Regions from separate parts of the Homo sapiens genome. Here region 1 is linked to region 2. The links are chromatin loops, found by intact Hi-C in ENCODE. Cell type or tissue: Calu3. All regions are shown on one strand. Each heading gives the region's core, and the rest is flanking DNA. Links, peaks and the distances in the headings are about the cores only.

What was found. Peaks named below come from ENCODE experiments on the same cell type or tissue, not always from the same donor. Only the 100,000 strongest peaks of a DNase experiment are listed, where the experiment ranks them.
Region 1: a loop joins it to region 2, with 2.0 times the contacts of the local background. A loop is called at or near these places in 1 of 110 quality-filtered maps.

The regions. Positions count from the first base shown.
Region 1 is chr2:149,099,934-149,105,315 of GRCh38, reverse strand. All of the region lies in intron 1 of LYPD6B (LY6/PLAUR domain containing 6B), which reads right to left. Among named protein-coding and RNA genes, the nearest start is that of LYPD6B, 64 kb to the right of the region's middle. In Calu3, for the core only: no CTCF peak of the experiment used is centred there; no DNase peak of the experiment used is centred there.
Region 2 is chr2:149,166,515-149,171,896 of GRCh38, reverse strand. The region is part of intron 3 of LYPD6B (LY6/PLAUR domain containing 6B); the gene reads right to left. Among named protein-coding and RNA genes, the nearest start is that of LYPD6B, 130 kb to the right of the region's middle. In Calu3, for the core only: no CTCF peak of the experiment used is centred there; a DNase peak (open chromatin) is centred at 2,046.

The sequences.
Region 1 (5,382 bases), core at 222-5,221, 67 kb after region 2:
CCAAAATCCATATCAAAATGCAAAAGGACCCAGAATAGCCAAATCAACCACTTGATTTTAAGACTTATCACATAGCTGCAGTAATCAAGACAAGGGTGGCACATGGGTCCATGGAACAGAATAGGGTCAAGAAATAGACATATATTAACAAATATACAAATGACTGATTCTTGACAAATGTGCAATGGCCATTCAATGGAGAAAAGGATAGACTTTTCAGCAATGGTGCTGGAGCAATTGGATGTATATTCACAAAAAGTTGAACCATTCAGAGGAATGATAATTGTTTAAAGTTATGGATATGATAATTATCCCAATTTGATCTTTACACTATATATACATGCATTGAAACATCACATCGTACCCCATAAATATGCATAATTATGTGTCAATTATAAATTTTAAACTTTCTTAATTAAATTCCAACTAAGAAAAACAATAAGTGAATATGGATCATAGACACAAAAGTAAAACCTGAAATTATAAAACTTCTGGAAGAAAATATAGGAGAAAATCTTTATGACTTTGGGTTAGGCAAAGATTTCTTACATATAACACTAAAAGCAAGATCCAGTAAAAATTTTGATAAATTTCATCAATATTTAATTATTCACTTCTTTGAAAGACATTGTTAAGAGAATAAAAAGACAAGCCACAGATTATAATAAAAGATTTGCAAAGTATCTATCTGATAGAGAATTTGCATACAGAATATATAAGAATGCTCAAAACAAATAATGAGAAAACAATCCAAATTTTTAAATGGGCAGACACCTCACCAAAGGAAATGGTATATAAATGATGAATAACACATAAAGAATGATTAACATCATTACTCAGTTGGGAGATGCAACCTTACCAACACACGGTATGTTAGCCATTTTATCTCTTAAACCCACAAGATAAAATAGCTAACATACTGGGTGTTGGTGAGGATGCAGAGTAACTAGAACTCTCATACATTGCTTATGGGAACATGAAATCATATCAGTGTTTGAAAAACACTGTCTACACAACTACCAAATGTTCCAGCCATTGCACTCCTAGCTGTTTACCCAACAGAAAAGAAAACATATATCCATACAAAGATCTGTACACAAATGTTCATACAAGCTTTCTTTGTAATAGCTCAAAACTAAAGCCAACCCAAATGTCCATCAACAGGCAAATGGATAAACAGATTGTGGGCATAACGATACAATGGATAGTTATTCAGCAGTAAAAATAATGATATACATGGCCAGGTGCGGTGGCTCACACCTGTAATCCCAGCAATTTGGGAGGCCGAAGTGGACAGATTACTTGAGGTCAGGAGTTTGAGACCAGCCTGACCAACATGGTGAAACCCCATCTCTAACAAAAATATAAAAAATTAGCTGGGTGTGGCAGCATGAGCCTGTAATACCAGCTACTTAGGAGGCTGAGGCAGGAGAATTGCTTGCACCCGGGAGCCAGAAGTTGCGGTGATCTGAGATCATGCCACTGCACTCCAGCCTGGGCAAGAGAGAAAGATTCCGTCTCAAAAAAAAAAAAAAAAAAAAAAAGATATGCACAACGTGTATGAACATCACAAAAATGATGCTGAGTGAAAGAAGCCAGACAAAATGCAAATTATACTGGCAGAAAGTACTTCCCTGCCTGGGCAACAGGGCAGGCAGAGATGGGTGGGAGGTAGAGATTTCCAAGGGGCAAGAGAAAACATTTGGGGGTGATGAATGTGTTCATTATCTTGATTGAGGTGATAATTTCACAGATCTATACTACATATGTCCAAACTTAGCAAACTGTACACTTTAAATATGTACAGTTTATTGTAGGTCAATTGTATCTCAAAAAAGCTGTTTATAAATAATCAGATGAGATTGCCTATTTGACGGTGCCCTTTGCCAACCTAAATTTTGGCCTCATTGCAAAAATTTTCTTGAACAGCATTTAGGAACAGACTGACATTGTTAAGCTTAATGTTCTGTGAAATAGTCTAAACTAATTGTTTCAAAAGCCTGTGGCAGCAGTTTTCTGAGATTATATCAGAGGACACTTTTCTTCTTCATGTAAACATAAGTTAACGTTGCCACTAGATACCATGCAACGCTGTCACTGCACTCATCTCCACCATGTTTGTGCCAACTGCTGAATGTGTTATTTCATCTAAAGAGGACTGAAAACAATGCCTTGAGTTCCCTTTGTCATGCCTGTCATGATACAGCATGACTTCTGCAGGAAACAGTTCAAGGGAGACAGCAGATTTGAACCACAGGTGGACTGGGTGGTGTATGTGTACATAGAAGTATATTCATGTGTGGGAAGACTGAGAGACAGTGAAGGACACGGACACAGAGGGACATATAAAAGGACCCTGAGTCAAGTATTAATAGATGTGTTCCCTTTCTGGAAATTTCTTCCTTGGCTGGGCATGGTGGGTTTTGGAGGCCAAGGCGGGTGGATAACTTGAGGTCAGGAGTTTGAGACCAGCCTGGCCAACATGGCAAAACCCTGTCTCTACAAAACAAATACAAAAATAAGCCAGGTATGGTGGCGGGCACCTTTAATCCCAGTGACTTGGGAGGCTGAGACAGGAGAATCGCTTCAACCCAGGAGGTGGAGGTTGCAGTGAGCTGAGATCGTACCACTACATTCCAGCCTGGGTGACAGAAAGAGACTCTGTCTCAAAACAAAAAACAAAAACAAAAAAACAAACTCTTCCTTGCAGAAAAAATATGGGGCCAATCACTTGACTTCCAAATAGCTGCCCTCCCTCCTACATCTTCTGGTCCCACCCTCAGGAATTCAAAATCCCCCAATTGATTCCTCAGCTTTTGCTTATGGAACAAGCATACAAACAACAGACACACAGGCATATTTGTGCATCTGAACCCCAAATCCCTCCAACAACAGTACAAATGTTCCCTTTTATTTGCTTCTTAGCAGAAGTTGTCAGAATCCTGTATTACTGTGGAGGCCTCTCTTCCTCACTCTCAATAGTTCCGTCTCACTGTGTCTCTTTATACTAACTCACTGTTTCCTAAATTCAGCTGTGCCAGTAGTAACTTGGATTTGATTAAAACAATGAAGGTGGCCCATCATTATTATTTATGAACTACTTTTTTAAAGTGATTCATTCATTTTATATATTAATTTATCTTTTCAATGTGCCTTTACTTCTTTAAATAGGAAGCCAGTAGCCCTTGGTAAAGGGAGAAGGTAATTCTAAAAAGAAATACAATGAACATTAAAGCTGTGAGTAAATGCCTATGGAATTTCCCAGAAGCCTCTGGGTCTACGTGCAGCTCTCTCTTTGTGGCTGGTATGTCTAATTAAGGTATCTCTACCGCTTGCTGATATCCCTTTTTAACAAAGGGGTACTTTACTTTCTTCTTAACTAATGAATGGGACTGAAAGAGTTTTAAAAAGAGAGTAACTGGTTACATGTGCTGAGTGGGCACCACCTGAAATCATCTCAAGCCATCAGAGTTCCTGCCTCTGATATCTCATTGAGAGCCTGTCTTTCTGAGCCTTGAGGCCAAGATGCATTCAGAGTTCACATAAAAGTCTGACCTACTCTGAGGACCTGGTTGTAAGCATCAGGGCCCCACTAGCCCATATGGCACCTTTGTCCAAATGAAAAAAGTGCCCACTCTGGGCAGATGAGCCCTGCTGTGTTCAAGGTTTGGAGAGAGGACGGTGCCTGTGGGAGTATTTGAAAGGGCCTCCCTTGCTCCAGGCCAACATAGCCTTCTGCCAGACAGCACATGAGGTGGATCTTGGCCCCCCTTCAGCTCTTGGCTGGTGCCCTTGGGCAGTGATCAATAGACACAACTATACATGATGGTTTGCCAAGCATTACTTAAGCCGCAGCATTTTCACTAGTTACTATAAATTCATAATTCAGTGTCTTTTAGGGCTTTTTAGGGCTGTGATGTCCCACCCCAATTCCTTTCTATTTTCTGCCTTTGGTGAGTGCAGTTGCTCAATACAGGGATGCAGAAGGGGATTCTACTGGAGAAAAACGAAGCATTCGCAGTTCCCTTGAGGGTTCCAGATGTTCCCTGGTTTGGGCTCATTCCTGCTCGCCTTGTCACCTGCTACATTGGAGACTGGCTCTGGCGGAGAAGCACCCCTTCATGGAGATGGCTAGGTTCCCTTCAGTCGCGCTGATATTGAATAGCTGAGTAATCAGCTGAATTTGGAGGTATGCCTCTTTTGCCGAAGGCACACACTGGTGAACATCGAGTCAAGGTAAATTATTGAAAGCAGCAGAACTGACAACAAGAGGGTCTATTGTTTAAGTAAACGCATTCTGACTGTCTGAAGACACAGCTCTGACCTGCAAGATTAGAACATTGACAAGGGTTGGTTCCAGCAACAAGAGGTGGATTAAAAATGCCACAGACAGCTGACGGCAGGAGGGGCTGGGTTATATTAGCACAGACAGGAAGCAGATTTTTAAAAATTTGTTTTGCTTCTTACACTTTGAATTCTAGGTCACTCACAGCTCAGCCTGCATGATAATTTTTAAAAGAGGATTCTAAAACATAAGTTCAAAGGTGAATTTGTTTAGCCTTTTACAATAGCTTACATAAAGCCACCAACTTAACAAGTCCACATAAATAAGACAGACTTGGTTCATAAAGACCAGTGGGAGTTGAAGGGATTGATGAGAAGGAACTAACCTTGTCCAAGCACAGGAGCATTGACTAGTTAACCCTCTTTGAAGGTAAATCTAAAAGGTCCTCTACTCAGTCTTAGGACCCATACCCATTGGTGACAGGGCAAGGGGATCCAGAGGATAAAAGCAAAGGTCCTCTGTGCCAATCCCTACTAAAACAATGCCCCATACCCAGAGACAAATGGACCCTTCTGACTCCAGCCCGGGCTTTTTTTTTTTTTTTTTTTTTTTTTGTCAAAGCCAAAGGATACCAACCTAACTTATGCTTTTAGAAGATCCAAAAGGGGCTGCTTTTGAATACTAATTTTGAAAGAAGGAAGGAGAAAAAATAATCCTCCCAAACCAAAAGTGTCAAACCGGCATCAGTTCATGAGCCAATGCCAAGTGATGAGGAGTGACTGCTTTGAACACTGAGTTAAGAAGGATTCTGGGGTTACACCTGGGACCAAAAGACAAGGGGCTATGTTCGATGATAACTTGAAAATACAGGATGACCCAGTTTAGACCATCATGTACTCTACCACAGCCCATCTCTCCCCAGCTGCCCCTGGCCAGCATCAAAAATCAATCTTTTCCTAAGAGGAAATAAGTTGGTATAAATGTTCTCTTTAGAACAAAAACATGAAACTGAACATGATGAGGACAAACTGCTCATTCAGAACAGCATCACTGAAACAATGATGAGACCCCTCAGGCTGCCCAGAACAGCTCTGTGA
Region 2 (5,382 bases), core at 97-5,096:
CATGCAATTCAGGATGGAGGGGAATCACAATGCCATGGGCTCTCACATAGATCATTGGTTTTTATTGTAGATCCTAGGAAAGAAATCACAGAGCAAATTTCAGTAGTAGAGTGTTTTCTCCCTAAACCAACAGAACATCTTCAGCAGCATAGCGCCAATGTTCTTACATCTTTAAATAGTGGAGAAGAGCATTGAAAAAATGTTTTTCTTATTCAAAACCTTTCCCTGCCATCCATATGTTATTGTAAAGATGTGGCCTTTCTTGAGTCCCCCTTTCCATATACTCCTTTCCTCTCCACCTATCCCACTCACAGATATAAAGTAACAACAAGAAAATAGGCTGGGGATATAGGATCAAAAAAAAAAAATCAGACTTCAAAAAAGAGCTCTCACGTAAGGAATGAGAAAAACAGAATTCCTATCCTTGAGTTATAAAAATTGAAAGGGAAGGGGAATTTTGCAGACCCAGATACTGATGAAATGAAGAGAAAGACATCAAGTCTACACAAAAGGTAATAAAATATGTTATTTGTTTTTTGATAATGAAAAAGAAAATAAATCATTAAAATGACTGTCAGAATGCCTCAAGGAGAAGGGCATGGAATAGGACTTGGCTATAAATGTTGTGGACAGTAATAAAAGACTTGGTGTTGCTTCCTTAGCATTTGCCTGGGTTGAGCCTTCCTATTTCACACAGGAATCGCAGGCAATGGTAAAGTCAATCTGCTCCCGGGCACACATTATTGCCTTTCCATTCAGGCCTTATCTGAGAGTCCCAGAGTGGCTGCTCCCACCTGCAACCAGGTCCTATCTCACACTGACCCGACAGGACATGCTGTCAAACTGCCAGGGCTTCAGGATCACCACTTGTTTTATTTTCACAGCTACTAATTATTTCATACATGCCTGCTTATAAAACATTTATTTTTCTTAGTTCTCAGGATTCAAGATGAAGAAGATAAAGTTCCTGCCCCAAGAAGCTCTGTATAAAGTCTAAAGGGCCTGGGATTAATTCTGTGTTGTTTAATGATGTATTTCAAGTGCCTGAAGACAAAGAAAGGTGACAGAATAGCTGTTAGAATAGTGACTGTTGGTTTTATTTAAACCTAGGAAGGATTAGTTGGGAATTTGTAGAAAAAAGGTAGGATTTTCTATTAACCCACAAACTTACATTCAGCATTCTGCCTTGAGTACTTTCTTTTGATTTTCTACATGCCAGGTTTTCCCATAAACCATAATGTTTCAAAATACAGCTCCTACTCAAAGCTATGTGTCTCTAGATCTGTAATAAATATAAATATTAAGACTTTTGAAATAAACTAAACCTTGAAATGAACTGAACACACATGCCTATCAATATTGATTTCTATAACTACCCATACATCCAAATTTAATCCAGGACAATCCAGTCTCACATTTGTCTCCCAAATCAGGCACAACAGGACATAGCACAGAGAACAGAATATAGCACAGAGAACAGTGACGTGATAGAAGACAGATGGTATTTGTAAAATGGAAATGACTCCAGCTGCCTTTCAATAGTCCTCATCTATGATGGCATATGTCAAGTGTGAAAGCCCTCTCAGCACTGTCACAAGAACAAGGCCTGAAAAAAGGTTTACTAAAATCCCCCATGAATACTGAGTGGTTAACATGCAACATGACTATGAAATTACAAGCAAGAGGTACAGGCAAATAACTATCCATTTTCATAGCTGTATCTTTGCCCTTGTGATCAACCAGATTAGCTGTATCATTCTGTACTGACCATTAAGATGGCCACTTTTGGCAATACTGACCAATACAATTTTTCAAATAGAGACATGGCTGAAGACCTGGGCCTATGAAATATCTTTCCAGAAGGATCCACAGCTTCCATGTCCAAGGCACATTTATATAATTCATATTACTAAACAGAAACCTTGGCCCTAGACTCCCATTGCCTGGAGATTTTTATTCAGTGGAAACCAAAATGTACCAGCCTGGATGACTCAGGGGGAGTGGTAATGATGGGATGAGTAATCGTTCTCTTGAAGTTGCTAGTTAGGATAAGAACAGTTGTTCATTACCTGGCGGGACAGGTTTCTCAGGCTGGCAGGGAACAGAACAAATAAATCAATGTCGCTTTCCTCCCTAACATCTTAAAACCCTGTATTTAAAGTCTGCATTTCAGCTCACAACTCAAGGAAGACAATCCCCAGAACTATCCATCTGGCCTCTGGTGATAACAGGGATCGACTGATAGGTGAAAAATGGAAGAGAAGAGATTTGTAACTTCAGTTTCAGGAGAAAAATCCTATGGGAACACTAGCTGGTTGTCTCTCTTAGGTCACTCCCTTGGTTATTTTAGGAATCCCTTGTATACAACTAATGCAGTGTCTTTTTGAAACAAGCCAAACACATATGTTGACAAGGAACAGTAAAAGCCTCTAAAATGGCAGTCCAGTTTAAAGACTTGACAATTGAGAACCTTATCCCCTTCAAAGTCATGCTCCAATCAGACTACCAGAGTAACACTTCCTCCTGTTTAGTCAATCAGGACTACAAATGCCTGCCAGCTTTGCTTTTTAGTAGGTTTAGTTAATTAACATGAGTTTGCCTTTGGCTTTTGCTAACATTGCCTGTTTTGGGGAAGAGACATGTCCAAGAGAAGGACATGAGTGTGATGTGTGTGTTGAAGATGGACAGGTGAGAGACAGCTAGGTCTCTCACCTAGACCCCCAAGAGCGGGTCCATGCATGAATTAGGGTATTTCCTAATTAATCTGAATTAATCATTTCCTAATTAATCTGAATCTCCTTACCATTTCCATAGTGCATTACTCAAATTTACCCTTTTTGAGGGGATATGTTAAAATACAGTTTAATTACAAATGAAGCACTATTTAAAAACCTATAGAAAATACACTGATTTAATAGATGACAAGTAACTGTCTACATAATTGTTGCCCATTAGAGTTCTGTTAGATAATACCTAAATAGGCTCATACCATGTGTGATTTTGGCAACAATCTGTTTGGGTATACTGCTAAGGCCCCAAAGTAAACTTACAAAGACTTGACCACACACTTGATCAAAGAATACCTGAGGCTTAATGCAAAAGAGAAGCTAGGCCCCTATGATCAGAGTGTGTGCTGCAGGTTATATTATTGTCCAAACACATTCATTCATTGTCTATCTGGTGGCACCACACTGGTGGTTACATAGATCTGCCATCCAGGAATAACAACCTTTACCCTTTTTGTTCTAGCAAGACCTACATTCAGAGAACAGGCATGGGGAGCCACAGCTGATAGCAGACAGAACTCAATATTCACAGCTTAAATATGGAAATGACCATGGTGAGAACAGGCAAATCAGGCATGGGCTTGTCGTATTTAGACACAGAAGAGGTTTTCATCTCCATTCTAGAAAGACTTTCTAAGGATGAAATTTCAAGGGCAGGTTAAAGTTAAATTTGGAATGTGATGCTTTGGTTGGATTGTTGATAACAAGCTTTAAAGAAGGTGCCACTGAGGATTATGAGAACGTTGCTAAAGTGGCTGCTACTGTGGACTGGAACCTGACGGGCACATGTGCAAATGTGTAAATATGCCTTTAACCATTGAAAGCACCATCCCCAGCTCCTCTTCCTCACCAGGAACCAGCCTAGAGCAAGGTTCTTTTTTTTTTTTTTTTTTTTTTTTGAGACAGAGCCTCACTCTGTTGCCCAGGCTACAGTGCAGTGGTGCAATCTCTTGGCTCACTGCAAACTCCGCCTCCCCCGTTCTAGCAACTCTCCTGCCTCAGCCTCCTGAGTAGCTGAGACTACAGGCAAATGCCCCTGCGTCTGGCTAATTTTTGTATTTCTTGTAGAGATTGGGTTTTGACATGTTTGCCATGCTGGTCTTGAACTCCTGACCTCAAGTGATCCACTTGCCAAGGCCTTCCAAAGTTTACAGGCATGAGCCACCACACCTGGCCCAAAGGTCTTTTTAAAAAAACAAAAACAAAAACAAAAAACATAAAAAAACCTCTATGTTTATTATTGTTAAGCAATCATCGTCACTGCAAAGAAAAATATAAAAAGAAGGGGCTTCCACAGACTTTCAAGTATTGTCTTTCCTGCAACACTGGTCATAAAACCAACAAGAAAGGGGAGCAATTAAACCCAGAAATCCTAGGGTGAGTCAAAATTGCAGTGACTTAAAGGAATTGCCACATCTGAAACATCCTCTATGGTGATAAGGTGAATAAAACCTCCCTTTCAGGAAGGAGGATGACTTACTCATGCACGTGAGGACCCTGTGGTGAACCACAATTTTCTGAGCCTGCTCCCCCACTGTCCCAGAAGACCCAGCTGTCTCTCATCTATACCTCCCCACACACGTACCACACTCACATCCTTCTCCTGGGCACCACTAGTGCCCCAAAAAAGGCAATGTTAGCAAAAGCCAAAGGCAAACTCATGTTAATCAACCAAACCTCCTAAAAAGCAAAGCTGCAGGCTTTGGTAGTCCTGATTGACCAAGCAGGAGGCAGCAAAAAGGACAGTGGTAGGTTTGCCAGATATATCACAGAAAGCAATTAAGTTTATGGCAGGGAAAAAACAGCTCCAAAGCCCCCTGAAACAAAAGACGCTTCCTGCCTGTAGTCTGTCCTGGGCCATTCTGTCATAATGGCAGGCTGAGCTATTCAACTGCAGCAGCCAACAGTAAAATACTGTTTGGAGAGAGAACCAGCCCAATCTCGACTGCAGAGACCTGCCTGTCAGGTTTTCATTTCTATGCTAGGGGATAAACTGTCCCAGCTGGTTTGAATAAGAAACGAGGAAAGTGAGCATCCACAAGAGAAAAAAAAAAAACACTTAATGCAGAAGAGGATTATAAACTCTTCAAGATTAGTTGAAGGAAAAGATTATGAAGGTAACAGGGTTTCCACTGGTATGGGGAAAATAACCCTAGGATGTCGTGGTTGACAAGCAAGAAAGCTGTCCTGAGAAGTTTTTGGTGTGGGAAGGTGAGCAATGATGGAAGGGGCGGGGCAGTCTGCAGCTTGGGTCTCCCTAGTCCCCATCCTGTGATCTCTCCTCTCTGGTGGGACCATGCATGTCCAGATTGCCCATTTTCCAGCTCAGATTCTAGCTGGAGTCCATATTAGGGTGAACATGCAAATTCTCATGAGTGCAAAGTTGTAGCAAACACTCTCGGTAGCAATGCAACAGACATTGATGCCAACCTGAGCCCACATAAGACGATGAGGGTGTCAGAAGGAGGCCAGTTGTAGAGTCAAGAGACAAGGATGGGATTTAAGGGAGATAAGATGCTAGACAGCCAGAGTGACTTCCCTTAAGCCTTAGATTGGCAGTCTCTCCCCCACTCCATAGCTAAATGGAGAGTGAGAT